2 separate regions of the Homo sapiens genome follow, and region 1 is linked to region 2. The links are chromatin loops, found by intact Hi-C in ENCODE. Cell type or tissue: heart right ventricle. All regions are shown on one strand. Each heading gives the region's core, and the rest is flanking DNA. Links, peaks and the distances in the headings are about the cores only.

Region 1 (9,766 bases), core at 771-8,770, 110 kb after region 2:
CTTTTTGAGACAGGGTCTTACTCTGTCGCCCATGCTGAAGTACAGTGACAAAATCACAGCTCCTTGTAGCCTCAACATCCCAGGCTTAAGCAATCCTCCCAACTCAGGCTCCTGCATAGCAGCTGGGACTGTAGGAGCCTGCCACCACACCCAACTTTTTTTTTTTTTTTTTTTTTTGTAGAGATGAGGGTCTCGCGATGTTGCCCAGGTTAGTCTCTAATTCCTGGGCTCAAGTGATCCTCCCACCTCAGCCTCCCAAAGTGCTTGGATTACACGAATGAGCTATTCCATCTGGCCCCCAGCTATGTTTCTGCTATTGATTTCTTTCTCTTTTTTTTTTTTTTTTGAGATGGAGTCTTGCTCTGTCGCCAGGCTGGAGTGCAATGGCGTGATTTCGGCTCACTGCAACCTCCACCCTCTAGAGTTCAAGTGATTCTCCTGCCTCAGCCTCCTGAGTAGCTGAGACTACAGGTGTATACCATCATACCCGGCTAATTTTTGTATTTTTAGTAGAGACAGGGTTTTGCCATGTTGGCCAGGCTGGTCTTGAACTCCTGACCTCAAGTGATCTGCCCACCTCAGCCTCCCAAAGTGCTGGGATTACAGGCATGAGCCACTGCACCCAGCAGCTATTGATTTGTAATTTAATTCCATTGTGATCTGAGAGCAGACATATGATTTCTATTCTTTTAAATTTGTTAAGGTGTGTTCAATGGCCCAGAATGTAGTGTATCTTGTTGAATTATCTGTATGAGCTTCAGAAGAATGTATATTCTGCTGTTGTTGAATGGTCTACAGACATCAGTTATATCAAATTGATTGATGATGTTGAGTTCAATTATGTCTTTACTGATTTCTGCCTATTGTATCTGTTCATTTCTGATAGAGGAGTGTTGAAGTCCCCCACTGTAGTAGTGGATTTATCTGTTTCTCCTTGTTCAGTTTTTTACTTGTTAGGATGAAATGGCACTTCCAAACTTTTTATGTGCCAGAATGGAAGCTGGAAGTCTGACTGCTATTTCTTATCTAATATTCATTACTTATTTTTAGTTTATATATATTTTTTGAGACAGAGTCTTGCTCTGTCGCCCTGGCTGGAGTACAGTGGCGTGATCTTGGCTCACTGCAACCTCAACCTCCTGGGTTCAAGCAATTCTCCCTGCCTCCGCCTCCCGAGTAGCTGGGATTACAGGCACCCACCACCACGCTTGGCTAATTTTTTGTATTTTTTAGTAGAGACGGGGTTTCACCATATTGGCCAGGCTGGTCTTGAACTCCTGACCTCAGGTGATCTGCCCACCTTGGCCTCCCAAAGTGCTGGGATTACAGGTGTGAGCCACCATGCTCGGCACATTACTTATTTAGTGGATACAAAACTAGAAGGACTTTCTTATTTGTTGTTTCAACATAAAATACATACGATTTATATATAAGAAACATAAGATTTCTAATAAGAAACAAGATTTCTAAGGACTTTTACAAGTTTGGGTGCAATCCTTGCTTCACAATTCCATTTTTTCCTGTAAAATTTTAAGTAATTCAACTGTGTGTCTTCCACTTATGGGAATTTTCAGGATCTCAAGCCTCATGTTCAAACAGATAATACTGTAGCTTCTACATTATATATGTGGGCATGTATGTCAGTGGCAATCATAGTGCAATTTGAGTCCCCTAATGGATATTCCTGTTTTTTTCCCCAACCAACTTAGCTCAAAATTTCCACACATTCTTTTTTTTTTTCATTTTTAATATTTTAAGTTATTCTTTTACATCATCTCTTATAACTATGGCTTTCTATTTCCCACTGTCATCACCCTAGTTGATATTTAGATTCTTGCAAAAGCCTCCTACCTGGCTGGGAATTGAACAATGAGAACACTTGGACACAGGAAGGGGAACATCACACACCGGGAGCTGTCGTGGGGTGGGGGGAGGGGGGAGGGATAGCATTAGGAGATATACCTAATGTAAATGACGAGTTAATGGGTGCAGCACACTAACATGGCACATGTATACATATGTAACAAACCTGCACGTTATGCACATGTACCCTAGAACTTAAAGTATAATAAAAAAAAATTTTTTAAAAAGGACAAAGAAACATCAAATGTAAAAGAATAAAGTGTTAGACAAATGGTTAAAAAAAAAAAAGCCTCTTACCTGGCATGTCTAATTTGAATATCTGCTCTTTCCAAGTTAACCTCTCTATTGCTCTTAGATTGTTTTTTCTAAAATTCCCCTTTTGCAATGTCATTACCCTGGCCAAAATTTTCAGTGATGTGCAATGATCTCTAGTAGCAATCTCAAAACTTACTTGATTGTGTATATATCAATAAAAATATTTTGAGCATGTGCCCTAATCTATATGTTTTAAAAAAATAAATTATACATATATACTCCTGTCTATCCATATATTTAATATTAGTTAAGCTTAACTTTAAAAATAAAACTAATTATAAGTGAGAGTTATAATTTTTTTTCTTCATCCCAAAAGATCACTTAGTGTGATTCGTTTTGGGTAATGGTGTATAGGCAGAATTTTTTTAAAAAGTTATTTATGTATTAAATTTTACTTTAAATTCTGGGATACATGTGCAGAATGTGCAGGTTTGTTACATAGGTATACATGTGCCATGGTGATTTGCTGCACCTGTCAACCCGTCATTTAGGTTTTAAGCCCCGCATGCATTACGTATTTGTCCCAATGCTCTCCCTCCCCATGCTGCCCACCCGCCGAAGGCTCTGGTGTGTGATGTTCCCCTCCCTGTGTCCACGTGTTCTCATTGTTCAGCTCCCACTTATAAGTGAGAACATGCAGTGTTTGGTTTTCTGTTCCTGTGTTAGTTTTCTGAGAATTATGGCTTCCAGCCTCATCCACGTCCCTGCAAAGGACATGAACTCATTCTTTTTATGGCTGCAGAATGCTTTTTTTTTTTTTTAGACGGAGTCTCTCTCTGTCGCCAGGCTGGAGTGCAGTGGCGTGATCTCAGCTCACTGCAACCTCTGCCACCCAGGTTCAAGCAATTCTCCCGCCTCAGCCTCCCAAGTAGCTGGGACTACAGGCGCACACCACCACGCCCAGCTAATTTTTGTATTTTTAGTAGAGACGGGGTTTCACAATGTTGGCCAGGATGGTCTCAATCTCCTGACCTCGTGATCTGCCCGCCTCGGCCTCCCAAAGCGCTGGGATCACAGGCATGAGCCACAGCGCCCAGCCAGAACACTTTTTAAAAAATCACTGATATGGGTTAGCGTCATGGTGCTGAACAATCACCGCACATTACCTCATCATTGTGTCTCCTGGCCTTTGGACATTGGAGACGCCTAACTTTTTCCCCTCACTCGGGAAAAAAAAAGGAAATGTATAGATGGTAATCTCTGTAGGATTCTATTTTCCAAGATGGAATACCAAAGGAGTCAAGATTGTCTACCCTACATGCTGAAGGAATAAAGTATCTTTCCCATGGAGAGAAGCAGACTGATAATGAAAAGAAATGAAGGGTTTAAATAAGTCTTCACATGAGCTGAATAATCCAATTTTGCTGTTGAAAAAACACAGACCAAAAAGTGTTAAAAGAAGACTCTAATTCTCATGTTTTCATAACTTTATAGCTTCATAACCAAGAATGATTGAAAACAGAAGAAGGAATTGCTGTCAAAGATTGTACAGTACAATGAAGTTGTACAGTGATGTTCAGGACTATAAATGTTAGCAGGTGCATGAATACTTCTGTGACTGTTGGCTATTAGACACAAGACTGTAAATTTCTGCCTTGAGGATGACTCTGATGGTCTATAAAATGTCAGCTGATGTTGTCACAAATCAGTGGTTCATATGAATCTCAAAGATTATAGAACCTGCAGCACTTGTTATATAAATGATAAAAGAGTATTTCCTTTTTAAGTCTCCAGCTAGCTGCAGTTCAACTGAATGCAAATTAGAAAGCCTAAGTGATACCTGCAGAGTTGAAAAATAGGTTTTCAGTCTAAGTAAAAATACATTGAGAACTTAGAAAAACAGAATAAAAAAAGGAAAAACAGAATAATGTCTGTCATTGGTGGTTCTAACATAATGCCATGAGAGAACTTACAACTAGTATAGCAACTTTGTGTAGACAATTAAAAACACTTTTTGTTACTTTTTAACTTCTCACTTTTTCATTTTTTAACTGGCAAGAAAAAATTGTATGTATTTGTAGTGTTCAATGGGATGTTTTGATATACGTATACATTGTGTAATGGCTAAATCAGGCTATTTTACATATTGTGAAAGGAAAGTAAGCCTTGGGACCCCCAAATCTCGAGCCAAAGGGAAAAGTCAGGCTGGGAACTGTATCAGGCAAACCTGCCTCCCATTTCATTCCTAAATAAGATAGCTACAAAGATGAAAAAGCTACATACCTCCTTCACAATTTGTCCACAGGGAAATTTCTTGTGGGCCTCAAGATCTTTTACCCTAAAACAATTCTGTTGAATTTCACCCTGACAATGTAAATTGATAGCTTATTTTCACAGGTGTGGGACAAAGGACAGAACTCAAAGTCCCTCCGCTCACCTGAGACAAATGCATAGCTGATTGCTTCCTCTCCCCTATTGTTTACGTAAAAACGCAGATTCACCGAGCCAGACTAAGGCATAAGTAACTATTCCTCTACTCCTGTCTCACATGTAAATTGTACATACAGTAAAAGGGTGATCAAAGACTCAAAAGAAGGCAACCATTTGTCTCTTATCTACCTACAACCTGGAAGCCATCTCTGCAGACCATTTTAAAACTTCTTTTTTTTTCTTCTATGGCAATTAATCTTTGTTAAAATTGGTGCTGAGAAAAATGAATGTTTGATTATGGGTCTCACCACCAATGCTAAACTTTGATATTAATGATTATAGTTTTTTTGTTGTTGTTGTGTTTTTTTGTTTTTGTTTTTGTTTTTTGTTCTTTGAGATGGAGTTTCGCTCTTGTTGCCCAGGCTGGAGTGCAATGGCACGATCTCGGCTCACTGCAACCTCCACCTCCTGGATTCAAGCGATTCTCTTGCCTCAGCCTCCCGAGTAGCTGGGATTACAGGTGACCACCACCAGGCCCGGCTAATTTTTTAAAAATATTTTTAGTCGAGAGGGGGTTTCACCACATTGGCCAGGCTGGTTTCGAACTCCTGACCTCAACTAATCTGCCCGCCTCAGCCTCCCAAAGTGCTGGGATTACAGACGTGAACAACCACGCTCAACCTGATATTAATGATCATACTTGAATGACCCATTTCACTGAAAGTCTTCAATATACACTTTTAGTATCTATTTCCATTTAGCACTTTTTTTTTTAGCGCATATTATATGCCATGCTACATGAATACAGAGATAAAGGCAGTTTCTACACTTAAGAAATTCACAATCCAGTGAAGGACACAGGCAAGAAGATAAGTTAATATCATTATGTTATATTAATTAATGAATATCAATATCATTATATTATATACATCTGACAGATGTATAAGCAGAATAGTATGTCAGCACACAGAGGGATACCTAATCAGTGTATCCTAATACTAACAGAACAGTCTTCCCAGATGAGATGATGGTTGAGCTGACTCTTTCAAGGACAGTAGGCACCGGCTAGACAAGCCAGTGGAAGAAGGGCATTCCAGAGAAAGAACGCAGTGTGTACAAAGCCAGACAGCTGTGAGGCAGTAGAGCAAGAATTGGAGGTTAAATGCCATTCATTAAAGGGGAGGGATTGGAGGATTCTCAGTAGTGACATGACAGTATTTGCATATTTAAAAAATCATTCTGAAAATAATTTAAGGAGTAGATTCACAACCTCCAAAAGACGGAAATAATTTTGGAATATTACTAGAAATGTTGACTCATCAACCAAGTCATTGAAAGTGAAGATGGGAAAAGGAAAAAAAATTAAAAGGCTGCGTGCAGTGCCTCATGCCTGTAATCTCAGCACTTTGGGAGGCTGAGGCAGGAGGATCACTTGAGGACAGGAATTCAAGACCAGCCTGGGCAACATAGTGAGACCCCACATCTACAAAAACAATTTTTTAATATTAGCTGGGCAAGGTGCCTCACAACTATCATCCCAACTACTCAGGAGGCTGAGGCTGGAGAATTTTTGCTTGAGCCCAGGAGTTTGAGGCAGCAGTGAGCCATGAATGTGACACTGTGCCCCAGCCTAGGCAATAGAGCAAGATCCTGTCTCTTTTTTTAAAAAAAAACAAACAGGTTATAGAATCAATAAGGCTTGAGCAATTAACTTTAGGGCAAGGGATAGAGAGAAGTCTCAGGTAATCCCAAAGTTTTGGTTGGGAAAAGGATATCACCTGCTGATCAAGGGAATACAGAAGGGGGAACATTTGGGAACACAGAAGGAGGGACATGTGGGAATACAGAAGGAGGGACATGTGGGAATACAGGAGGGACATTTGGGAATACAGAAGGAGGGACATTTGGGAATACAGAAGGAGGGACAAGGGAATACAGAAGGAGGAACATTTGGGAATGCAGAAGGAGGGACATTTGGGAATACAGAAGGAGGGACATTTGGGAATACAGAAGGAGGGACAAGGGAATACAGAAGGAGGGACAAGGGAATACAGAAGGAGGGACATTTGGTAATACAGAAGGAGAGACATTTGGGAATACAGAAGGAGGGACAAGGGAATACAGAAGGAGGAACATTTGGGAATGCAGAAGGAGGGACATTTGGGAATACAGAAGGAGGGACATTTGGGAATACAGAAGGAGGGACAAGGGAATACAGAAGGAGGGACATTTGGGAATACAGAAGGAGGGACATTTGGGAATACAGAAGGAGGGACAAGGGAATACAGAAGGAGGAACATTTGGGAATGCAGAAGGAGGGACATTTGGGAATACAGAAGGAGGGACATTTGGGAATACAGAAGGAGGGACAAGGGAATACAGAAGGAGGGACAAGGGAATACAGAAGGAGGGACATTTGGTAATACAGAAGGAGGGACATTTGGGAATACAGAAGGAGGGACATTTGGGAATACAGAAGGAGGGACAAGGGAATACAGAAGGAGGGACATTTGGGAATACAGAAGGAGAGACATTTGGGAATACAGAAGGAGGGACAAGGGAATACAGAAGGAGAGACATTTGGGAATACAGAAGGAGGGACATTTGGGAATACAGAAGGAGGAACATTTGGGAATACAGAAGGAGGGACATTTGGGAATACAGGAGGGACATTTGGGAATACAGAAGGAGGGACATTTGGGAATACAGAAGGAGGGACATTTGGGAATACAGAAGGAGGGACAAGGGAATGCAGAAGGAGGGACAAGGGAATGCAGAAGGAGGACAGTGTGAGTGTTGGGCATGTTGTGCTTGAGGTCCCTATGGGGCATGAGAAGAGATGTCCAGTGGGAAAATACGTACTTGATTTTGAAGTTCTCTTGGCTCAAGGTGGACATGCTGAAGTCATCACTGGCAGCTGAAGCTGTGATAGGATCCCAGAGAGACTGTTTAGAGAGAGGATCGGGCCAGGAAAAATATTTCAGCCATGACTGGAGGAAGAGGAACCATCAAGGATAATGAAGTGAAGCAGCCACAGAGGCCAGAAGAAAACTAGGGAGCAGGTGCATCATGGAAGCCAGCGGAGGGAGAGCTTCAAGAAGGAAATAGAATCAACAGTGAATAAGAAGGCTGAGGAAGTTTGTACCTTAGTCATTCCTGTTGTCATTTTTTGACCAATTTAAATTTCATTTACATTCTATTCCTGTTACCTATTAAATTCAAAAATAAGTGTTTAATACATTACATAAAATATAGCCATATTGTATAGATATTACAGCTAACAATTATGGCCTTATCAAGGTACATCTCTCCTCTTGTATTCTTATGGTAATGCCAGAGGTATTCTTTCCAGTTGTGCTTGAAGCAAAGCCTGGAAACACATAAAGAAACTATTCCTGCAATTCTCCAGTATAAAAATGAAATTTTATTCTATAGAAATAAATTCTAGTATATGACTGAGTGGGTCCTTTTGAGAGATACTTTATAATGCCATAATAAAACTACTTTGTACTCACAAGTTCAGCCGTTCAGGTTTTTATATTTGTCATAATGTCAGAAATTACCCTGAGGTATCCAGAGAGTAGCAATACTTTGAATATGATGGAAACATATTCAGAGTTCTCAGCACTGCCACATAAACATTGAACCTAAATAATTGAATGAGAAAAATACATTTTAAAAGGTTTATTCCATGAAAGAAGGTCATGTATTCAGAGTTCTCCAGAGAGACAGAACCAATAGGATATATAGATAGATAGACAGACAAGAGGGCATTTATTAGAGGAATTGGCTCATGTGATTACGGAGGCTGAGAAGTCCCACGACAGGCTGTCTACAAGCTGGAGACCCTGGGATGTCAGTAGCCCGGCTCTGAACCAGGAAGCTGATGGTGTAACTCTCAGTCTGAAGTTGAAGGTCTGAGAACAGGGAGTTGGTAGGGGAGGTTGCTGGTATAAGTCCTGGAGTCCAAAGACTGGAGAGCCTGGAGTTGTTCAAAGATAGGGGAAGAGTATCCCAGCTCCAGCAGATGGATCAGCATGTGTCTTTTCTCTGTTGTTATTCTCTATGGACCCCCAGCGGGTTGGATGGTGCCTGCTCACACTGAGGGTGGGTCTTCCCCACCTGGTCCACTCAGACTTACATGCTAGTCTCCTCCGGAAACACTGTCACAGACACACCCAGAAATCATGCTTTACTGGCTCTCTGGGCATCCCTTAATCCAGTCAAGTTGACACCTAACATTAACCGTCACACAGCATTTTATAATACTCTCAAAAAGAACGCTGAATCTCACTGTGGGGTACTGGTCTTTTAGGACTAAAAGACAAGTTAGTTGAAATTCAGAAATGTACTTGTTTGGTGTGGCATGCATGCATGTGTGTGCCTGGTCCTGTGTGTGTGTGTGTGTGTGTGTGTGTGTGTGTGTGTGTGCACCTGTTGGTTTTAGGGGATGTCTGCCCGATGACATATCTAGAGTCTAGAGTGCCCAAAGAGATTTAAATATCCTACCCAAAGAGATTTAAATTTTAGGAGGACGGTCTATTCAGTTCCCTTCTGGTTTCTAAAGAGGAGACAGTCGTATATCTCTTATATCTACAGAAGCAAACAAGATGTGAATGGAACAAAAATCAACCGATTTGTTTTCTGTTAGAAAATAAATATAGGCTTCATATCTGTGAAAAGGTATTGTTTGTCATAAACCAACACCCACATGAAATGTAATATTCTCAAAACTTATTATTTTGAAAAATTCCAAAAGTACAGAAAAGTTGAAAGAGTAATACATATACCTTTCATCTAGAATCACTAATTAGTAATATTTGGCCATATTTGCTTATTCAATGTTTATGTGGTTACATGTGTGTATGTACTGTTTTCTCTGAACCATTTGAAAATAAATTGTAGCTATCAGGATATGTCTCTCCTAAGTACTCTGTAATCCTAAGAACAAGAACATCTCCATAACCACAGTACCATTAGCAAACCTAATAAATTTAAAACTGATCTGCTCATATTCAGTTTTTCCCAATTATTCCCTTAATATCCAGGATCTAACCAACAACCACATTGTGCATTTAGTTATCATATCTTTTTAGTCTTTTTGCATCTAGAACAATCTCCTACCCATTTTTTGTGTGTTTTTGCTGTTTATGACATTGATATTTTAAAGAATCAGACCAGTTGTCTTGCAGAACATCCCACAATCTGAATTTGTGTG
Region 2 (9,766 bases), core at 1,002-9,001:
AAAGAAAAGCAGACCGGCGCAGTGGCTCACGCCTGTAATCCCAGCACTTTGGGAGGCTGAGGTGAGCAGATCACCTGAGGTCAGGAGTTTGAGACCAGCCTGGCCAATATGGTGAAACCCCATCTGTACTAAAAATACAAAAACTCCTGGGCGTGGTGGTGCGCACCTGTAATCCCAGCTACTTGGGAGGCTGAGGCAGGAGAATTGCTTGAACCCTGGAGGCAGAGGTTGCAGTGAGCCAAGATCGCACCACTGCACTCCAGCCTGGGTGACAGAGCAAGATTCTGTCTCAAAATAAATAAATAAATAAATAAATAAATAAATAAATAAATAAGTGTAAAGCATGCTACTGCTCTATGGTTATTCAATCAGACGATACTGTGGCAAAAGCAACTAACAGTTTTAAGGAAACCACTTCACAGCCTTCCAGTGAAACAACTCTAGGATTTCCCGTTCATTCTCCCTGGTGGGTCTGGAATTGATAGCTCTCCAGCCACCAGCATCACAGGAGCCCGGCCTGGCACTGTGGCAAGAGGTGGGAGAAGTTAAAGGAATACACGTGCAAGGCTGGTCTCTGAATTGGATCTGGGGCTTGAATTTTACTTTTTAACTATTCATGACACTTCATTTAATTCGTGAGTCAAAATCATCACGTGATGAAAGGAGCCAGTCACAAAAGGCAAGATATTGTACGACTGCCTGTATATGAGGTACCTAGAATTGTCAAATCCATAGAGACAGGAAGGAGAACAGTGGTTTCCAGGAGCTAGAGGGGAGGGAGGAATGGGAATTAGTGCTTAAAAGGAACTAATAGTGCTTAAAAAGAACAGTTCCTGTTTGGGATGATGAAAAAGTTCTGGAAATGGATAGTAGTAATTGTTGCAGAAAAAATGTGAATATACTTAATGCCACTGGATTGTATACCTAAAAATTGTTCAAATGGTAACTTTTCTGTTATGTATATTTTATCACTTTTAAAAAAAGAACAAGTGAATTTCTTTAATCTTGATTATTCAATTCAATGGGGAAAAGAAAGATGTGCTTTAACTATGTCTAACTCAAAACTCTGGTTTGGGCTGGGTGAGGTGGCTCATGCCTGTAATCCCAGCACTTTGGGAGGCCAAGGTGGGCGGATCACCTGAGGTCAGGAGTTCAAGACCAGCCTGACCAACATGGAGAAACCCCGTCTCTACTAAAAATAACAAAATTAGCCGGGCGTGGTGGCGCATGCCTGTAATCCCAGCTACTCGGGAGGCTGAGGCAGGAGAATGGCTTGAACCCGGGAGGCAGAGGTTGCGGTGAGCTGAGATCGCGCCATTGCACTCCAGCCTCAGCAACAAGAGTGAAACTTCGTGAGTGAAACTCTTTCTCAAGAAACAAAACAAACCAAACAAACAAACAAACAAAAAAACAAAAAACCTCTGCTTTGAAGTGTTTCTGGTGACCAGCCAGGCATCATCAATATTATCATACACAAGAATTTGCTGACTGCTCACTGTGGGCCTTGTCTGAGATAAATGCTGTGATTGAAGGTAAAAAAAAATGACTTTAAGAATATTATTTATTACTAATGAAGCAACTCTTGGCATTCCAAGAATTTCAAGAAAAGTATAAACAACTGTAGATTCTCTTGAGTGCCAAAGACAAAAGTTATATATCATGTCCAAAGTATGTAAAGAGCTAGATGTTCACCCTTTGGGTGCAGAGGATGGGAGGCACAGTGGTAAATACAGAGGACTTGGAGGAGGTTATTGTCATAAAATATAGCAGAGCAACAAGAGAATCAATCAATCAATCATGGTATGGTCATAGAGCGATTACTATATAGCAACCCTAATGAATGAATTAAGCTACTCACGACCAGGATGAACCAATGCCAAGGAGAAAACAAATCACAAAGCAATATAAACATCATGGTTTTATTTAAAGTTCCTTAAAAAGTTCATAAATAGACAAAGCGATTCTCTGTTGTTTAGAGTGCACACATGGAGGAGATAAAGAGCAAATAAATTACTACCACAAAAGTCAGGCGAGTGGTGACTTCTGCAGGGAGCGAGGGAGGAGGCATCAGGAGTGGCTCTGGGACAACTGCCACAGCTTTCCTTCACTCTGGTCACGGTTACACCGGCTGGCTTTATAACTAATGGCTAAACTCTACATGTATAGCTATTCTATCGCCCAAAGCAATAGTGAAAAGCACAGAGGAGCAGCTCTGTCTGCACAGGGCTGCTTTACTGAGTGTGGGAAACATGAAGGGGGATCCCATCATGTTTGCTATGGTGATTTTTCCACACAGCTACCCGGAAACTTCTATCTAAATTTTTTTTTCTTATTGTGTGTACTTAAGGCATACAACATGATGTTATAAAAATACATATATAGGCTGGGCACAGTGGCTCACGCCTGTAATCCCAGCACTTTGGGAGACCAAGGTGGGAGGATCCCTTGAGGCCAGGAGTTGGAGACCAGCCTGGCCAACATGGTGAAACCGTATCTCTACTAAAAATACAAAAATTAGCCAGGCATGGTGGTGCGCGCTTGTAGTTCTAGCTACCTGGTAGGCTGAGGCAGGAGAATCCCTTGAACCCAGGAGGCAGAGGTTGCAGTGAACCGAGATTGTGTGACTGCACTCCAACCTAGGCAACAGAGTGGGATTCTGTCTCAAAAAAACAACAATAAAAACCCACAAAATACATATATAGTAAAATAGTTACTATGATGGAAAAAATTAATAAACATATTCATCATCTCACATAGTTACCCATTCCTCAGCCCCACACTATCCTTGGCCCCATCTGGTGACAAGTACAACTATAATCTGCCCATTTAGCAAAAATCCTGAATATAACACACTTTTTTTTTTTTTTTGAGACAGAGTCTTGCTTTGTCACCAGGCTGGAGTGCAGTGGCATGATCTCAGCTCACTGCCACCTCTGCCTCCCGGGTTCAAGCAATCCTCCTGCCTCAGCCTCCTGAGTAGCTGGGACTACAGGTGCGTGCCACCACGCCCAGCTAATTTTTTGTATTTTTAGTAGAGACAGGGTTTCACCATGTTGGCTCGATCTCTTGACCTCATGATCCACCCTCCTTGGCTTCCCAAATTGCTGGGATTACAGGCGTGAGCCACCACACCCAGCCTGACAAGGGATTCTTAACCAGAATATTTAAAAAGTTGAAACAACTCAATAGAAGAAAATCCCAAGTAATCCAATTAAAAATGGGCAATCAATCTGACTAGACATTTCTCAAAGGAAGACATGCAAATGGCCAACAGGTATATGAAAAAATGTCTAATATCACTAATCATCAGAGAAATGCAAATCAAAACTACAATAAGATATTAACTCACCCCAGTTAAAATAGCTTTTATTCAAAAGACAGGCAATAATAAATGCTGGAGAGGATGTGGAGAAAGGGGAACACCTGTACACTGTTGGTTGGAATGTAAATTAGTATAGCCACTATGGACAACAGTATGGAGGTTCCTCAAAAAACTAAACATAGAATGACCATGTGATCTAGCAATCTCACTGATAGGTATATATTCAAAAGAAAGGAGATCAGTATGTCAAAGAGATATGTGTACTCCCAGGTTTATTGCAGCACTATTCACAACAGACAAGACATGGAGTCGACCTAAGTGCCCACTAATGGATGAATGGATAAAGAAAATGTGGGGTATATACACAATGGAATATTATTCAGCCACAAAAGAGAATGAAATCCTGTCATTTGCAACAACATGGATGGAGCTAGAGGATACTATGTCAAGTGAAAAAAAGTGAGGCACAGAAAAACAAATATCTCATGTTCTTACTTATCTGTGGGAGTTTGGAAGAAAAAGTAAACTCATGGAAATAGAGAGTAGAATGATGGTTACCAGAAGCTAGGAAGGGTAGTTGGTCGGGAGGGGAAGGGTGGACAGAAAAAGGGAATAGTTAATGGATACAAAAATACAGTTAGATAGAAGGAATAAGACCTAGTATTTGGGAGCATAATAGGGTGACTATAGTTAATAATAATTTATTGTATATCTCAAAATGACTAAAACAGTGGAATTATAATGTTTCTAATACAAAGAAATGATAAATATTTGAGGTTTTGGATATTCTAATTACCCTAATTTGATTACTACACATTGCTTGTTTGTTTTAAAATATCACATGTACCCCATAAATATGTATAACTGTTATGTATTCATGTTAATTAAACATAAAAGATAATATATTTACTAGTCTTTAAGTGGAAGTTGGTCACCATAAAGGTCTTCATCCTTCTCATTTTCACATTGAGTAGGCTGAGAGGAAGAAAGAGGAGGGGTTGGTCTTGCTGTCTCAGGGTTGGCAGATACGGAAGAGGTGGAGGAGGTGGAAGAGGAGGCAGGAGAGGCAGGCACAGTAGGTGTAATTTTATGGAAATGCATTGTAACTTCTGCCTGACATTTTTGCTTTTTCGTTTCTCTAAAAATATTTGCATATGATGCCAATCATTTTTCCATCATGTGTTTTAGTGTCATTGCCTATATCATGGAAGGGTCTATGTTGTAAAAGAAGTCAAAAGCAGTCTTGAATAATCAAAACCCTTCTGCCAGATCATCTAATGCCAACTTGTTTTCTGGCACTGCCTCATTGTCTGGCGCTGGTTTGGAAGCACTCACTCCATCGTCGTTGTCTGTTGATTCCTCTAGGGTGGTGTCTGTTCACTCTTGAATTTCTCCTACATCAATATCTTAAAACTTTTTTTGGAGAGGCCAAAGTGGGCGGATCACCTGAGGTCAGGAGTTTGAGACCAGCCTGGCCAACATGGTGAAACCCCATCTCTATGAAAAATACAAAAAAATTAGCTGGGCATGGTGGTGCATACCTGTAATCTCAGCTCTGGAGGCTGAGGCAGGAGAATTGCTTAAACCTGGGAGGCGAAGGTTGCAGTGAGCCGAGATCGTGTCATGCCACTGCACTCTAGCCTGGGTGACAGAGTGAGACGCCATCTCAAAAAAAAAAAAAAAAAAAAAAAACCATAACACATTTTTTGTGTTTTTTTTTGTGTGTGTGTATTTTGTTTTTATTTTCCAAGATGCATATCTTGCAACCCTTTACTCTCCAGCTTTTTTTTTTTCATATCCACAATCTCTGTCTTGATTTCCTTGATTGGCTCTGTTGTAAATTCTGTGAAGTCATGCACAACATCTGGACACAGTTTTCTTCAGCAGGAATTTCTTGTTGTGGGCTTGATGGCTTTCATGGCTCCGTCCCTAACAATGATGGCATCTTCAATGGTGTGACCCTTCCAGACTTTCATGATGTTCTCTTTTGGGGTTCTCTTCCATAGCATTGACAATCCTTTCCGTAGAGTTGCAGTGTGTAATGAGCCTTATGGTTCTTATGACCCCCTGATCTGGAGACTGAATTGGAGAAACTGTGTTTGGGGGCAAGTAGACAACTTTGACTCCTTTGGTGTTGAACTCATGAGGTTCTGGGTGTCCAGGGAGCATTGTCCAAAAGACCTTTAAAAAACAATCCCTTACTGCAAAGGTACTTCTTGACTTTGGGGACAAAGCATTGATGGAAGTAATCCAAAAAAAGTGTTCTTCTTGTCCAGGCCTTCTTATTATATAACCAAAAAACTGGCAGCTGTGTTTATCTTTTCCCTTCAAGGCTTGGGGTTTGCAGTTTTATAGATAAGGGCAGTCCTGTTTTCATAAACTCAACTATATTTGCCTAAAACAATAGAGTTAGCCTATCCCTTCTTGCCTTAAATCCTGTGCTTGCTTCTCTTCCTTACTAATGAATATCCTTTGTGGCATTTTTTTTCTTGCAGAATAGAGCACTTTTGTCGGCATTAAAAACTGATTCAGGGCGGATGTGGTGTCTCATGCCTGTAATCTCAGCACTTTGGGAGGCTAAGGCGGGCGGATCACTTGAAGCCAGGAGTTCCAGACCAGCCCCCAACATGGTGAAACCCTGTCTCTGCCAGAAAGTACAAAAATTAGCCAGGTGTGGTGTCATGCACCTGTAGCTGGGACTCCAGCTACTCGGGAGGCTTAGGCACGAGAATCACTTGAACCCAGGAGACAGAGGCTGCAGTGAGCTGAGATCACCACTGCACTTCAGCCTGGGTGACAGAGTGAGCTCTGTCTCAAAACAACAACAACAGAAAATCAACAAGAAAACTGATTCGTTCAGGTATCTCTTCTCCTCAGTGATTATCTTAATGGCATCTGGGAACTCATCTGCTGCCTGTTGGTCAATACAAGCTGCTTCTCCTGTTATGTTGACATTTTAAAAGCTAAACCTCTCTCCAAAATTATCAAACCATCCTTTGCTGGCATTTAATTCCCCACTTTTATTTATTATTATTTTTTTTGAGATGGAGTCTCACTCTGTCACCCAGGCTGGAGTGCAAGGGTGTGATCTTGGCTCACTTCAACCTCCACCTCCCGGGTTCAAGCGATTCTCCTGCTTCAGGCTCCTGAGTAGCTGGGATTACAGGCACCTGCCACCACGCCCAGTTAATTGGTGTGTTTTTAGTAGAGATGGGGTTTCACTATGTTGGCCAGGCTGGTCTTGAACTCCTGGCCTCAGGTGATCTGCCCACCTCGGCCTCCCAAACTGCTGGGATTACAGGCGTGAGCCACTATGCCCGACCAAATTCTCCACCTTTGGATCCTTCACCTTCCTTGTCATTTAACTCATCATCTAATGACTTTGCTTTTCCCCCAGTTATATTAGAGCCTATAGTCATGCCAATTTTATAGCAATCCTGCACCCACATAAAAGCTGCATTTTCTATATGAGACAAATAGGCAGTTCATAAAAAGTGCAAGTTTTTCATGCCTTCTGGTGTAGCTGTAGGGACAACTTCACAATTTCCTTCCCATTTTTTTTTTTTTAAACATGGTCTGAATGCTGGATTCATTTATCTTGAAATGGTGGCAACCACAGCTGAATCTACAGTACATATCAAAAAAATTCAAGTTTTTCTTATAATGTCATGATTTTTAATTGCTCCTTGGGAGAACTTCCAGCATTACTAGTGGCACTTCGTATGAGTCCCATGGTCTTATTCGAGGTTTATGGTATTGCATTAAACACAACAAAATATACATGAGAACCACAAGAGATCACTTTTTACTGCAACGCACAATTTACTGGCAAGATGAGCTGCCCACTTAGAGATGATCAGTGTCACACAGCATTTTAAGCGGACTTTCACAACACTTGAGCTCTGCCACAACAGCAATAGGAGGTAGCTACAAGATTATCACAGTAGTACAGTATTACTGCAGGTAATTTTATGCAGTTATGATTTAATACTGCATCTTTACATTGGTTTACATTTCTCTTGACCATGAATGGTGCCAAGTACAGTCTGTGTTTGTCCGTTTAACTTTTTATAATATATTTGTGTATACTTAAAGGTAGTAAATGATAAAATAGACTATTACACGTGCTTTATGCATTCATGACATTCCTAACTTTTTCTTATTTTTAAGACATTTCTAGGCTACACAGTTTGTCTGCAAGTTTTTTTGAACTGTCACAAATCTCCAAACATGTTTTCAATATGTTTACTGTAAAAAATTCACATAGAAGTGGAGCCAAACAGTTCAAACTTGTGTTGTTCAAGGGTCAACGCTACATTCCCGCCAACAGCATGCAAGTGTTCCTTTTCCTTCATACCCTCCCCAAACTTGTTATTTCTTGTCTTTTTGATAATGGCTATTCTAACAGGTGTGAGGTGATATGTCATAATGGTTTTGATCTCCATAATCATTAGTGTTGCTGAGAAGCTTTTCATATAGCTGTTGTCCACTTTTATGTCATCTTTGGAGAAATTTATAAATCGGGTTATATGGGATTTTTTGCTATTAAGTTGTACAAGTTCTTTATAAATCTTGGACCTTAACCCCTCATCTGTTATATAGTTAGCAAATATATTTTTTTCTAATCTGTAAATTGCCTTTTTATTTTGTTGATTGTATCCTTTGCTATGCAGAAGTCTTTTTGTTTGATATAGTCCCTTTATTCATTTTTACTTTTGTAGCCTGGATTTTACTGTGGTATTCAAGAAATCATTGCCAAGGCTTTTACTCTATGCACACTTCTGGGAGTTTTATGGTTTCATGCCTTACCTTTAGGTCTTTTATCCATTTTGAGTTTTTTTGTGTATGGTGTGAGATGAGTCCAATTTCATTCTCTTGAATGTGGAAATTCGGTTTTCCCAGCACTATTTATTGAAGAGATTATAGTTTCCCTACTGTGTCTTTTTGGTACCCTTTTTGAAAATTAGTTGGCCATATGTGTTTAGATTTATTTCTGGGCTCTCCATTCTGTTCCACTGGTCTATGTGTTCGTTTTTATGCCAGTACCATACTGTGTTGGTTACTATAGCTTTGTAATATAAATTTAAATCAGGAAGTGTGATGTCTCCACATTTTTTTTTTTTTTTCAGAATGGCTTTGGCTATTAGGAGTTTTTTTGCAGTTCTATATGAATTTTAGGATTGTTTTTTCTATTTCTATGAGGAATGTTGTTGGGATTTTGGTCAAGATGCATTGAATCCACATGTTGCTGTGGGTAGCATAGACATTTAACAACATCAGTTCTTCTGGTCCATGAGCATGGAATATGTTTCCATTTATTTGTGTCCTTTTCCATTTCTTTCATCATTATTTCATAGGTCTCATTGTACAGATTTATCGCCTCCTGGGTTAATTTATTCCTATTTTTTATGATATTGTAAATGGGATGGTTTTTAAATTTCTTTAAAAAAATTTTAATTAACTACTTTCCTTTCATCTTTCTTTTTCCTCTTTAGATGAGCATCATGATCTATGGTTTTTAAATTTTTCAGCTAAGTTGTTACTTGTGTATAGAAAAGCCACATATTTCTCCATGCTGATTTTATATTTTGCAACTTTATTGAATTTATTCATTATATTTAACAGTTTTTGGTGGAATCTTTGGGATTTTCTACATATAGAATCATGTAATCTGCAGATAGAGATAATTTTACTTCTTCCTTTCCAATTCAGATAGATTTTGTCTCTTTTCCTTGTCTAATTGCTCTTGATAGGACTTTCAGTACTATGTTGAATAGGGTGGTAAGAATGGGCATCCCTGCCTTGTACCAGGTCTTAGAGGAAAAGTTTTCAGTTTCTCCCCTTATTATGATGTTAGCTGTGGGTTTTTGTAAATGGTATTTCTTATGTTGAGGAACTTTCTTTCTATACCTAAACTGTTAAGAATTTTTTATCAAGAAGGAATGTTAAACTTTGTCAAATGCTTTTTCTGTGTCAATTGATCTGATTGTGTGGTTTTCATGTTTTAGTCTATTAATGTGATGTATCTCATTGATTGATTTGCATGTGTTAAACCAGCCTTGCCTGCCAGCAATCAATCCCACTTGATCATAATGTTTAATCTTTTTGATGTGTTGTTGAATTTGATTTGCTAATATTTTATTGAGTTCCTGGACACTAATAAGATGCTGACTTTTATGATCTAGAAAAATCTTTTCTTTATCTTAATCACAGTACAGGGCACATCAACAGGGGAGCTTTTTTTTTTTCTTTCTTTCTCCATTACTGTTTTTCTTTGGCCATAAGGGGAGACATGAACCCAATATTATCCTTTTCCAGATATGTCGATTTAGAAAACAAACAAATATGTGTGTGTGTGTGTGTGTGTGTGTGTGTGTCTGACACATAAAATTAGGACCTTTTGAGGCTGCCACTAACATATCACCAAAGAACTTATTGCTAAAG

What was found. Hi-C counts contacts between places; a loop is a spot of excess contacts. Peaks named below come from ENCODE experiments on the same cell type or tissue, not always from the same donor. Only the 100,000 strongest peaks of a DNase experiment are listed, where the experiment ranks them.
Region 1: it touches region 2 in a loop (3-fold over the local background); 20 of 110 quality-filtered maps call a loop at or near these places.

The regions. Positions count from the first base shown.
Region 1 is chr4:182,940,930-182,950,695 of GRCh38, reverse strand. LOC105377577 (a long non-coding RNA gene) reads right to left here. Exons shown (of 3, transcript XR_939536.3): 2 at 8,064-8,195; 3 at 7,558-7,639. Among named protein-coding and RNA genes, the nearest start is that of DCTD, 28 kb to the right of the region's middle. In heart right ventricle, for the core only: no CTCF peak of the experiment used is centred there; no DNase peak of the experiment used is centred there; H3K27me3 peaks cover 457 bases.
Region 2 is chr4:183,049,754-183,059,519 of GRCh38, reverse strand. It overlaps LOC105377578 (a long non-coding RNA gene), which reads left to right. Exons shown (of 3, transcript XR_001741938.2): 3 at 1-740. Among named protein-coding and RNA genes, the nearest start is that of WWC2-AS2, 45 kb to the left of the region's middle. In heart right ventricle, for the core only: no CTCF peak of the experiment used is centred there; no DNase peak of the experiment used is centred there.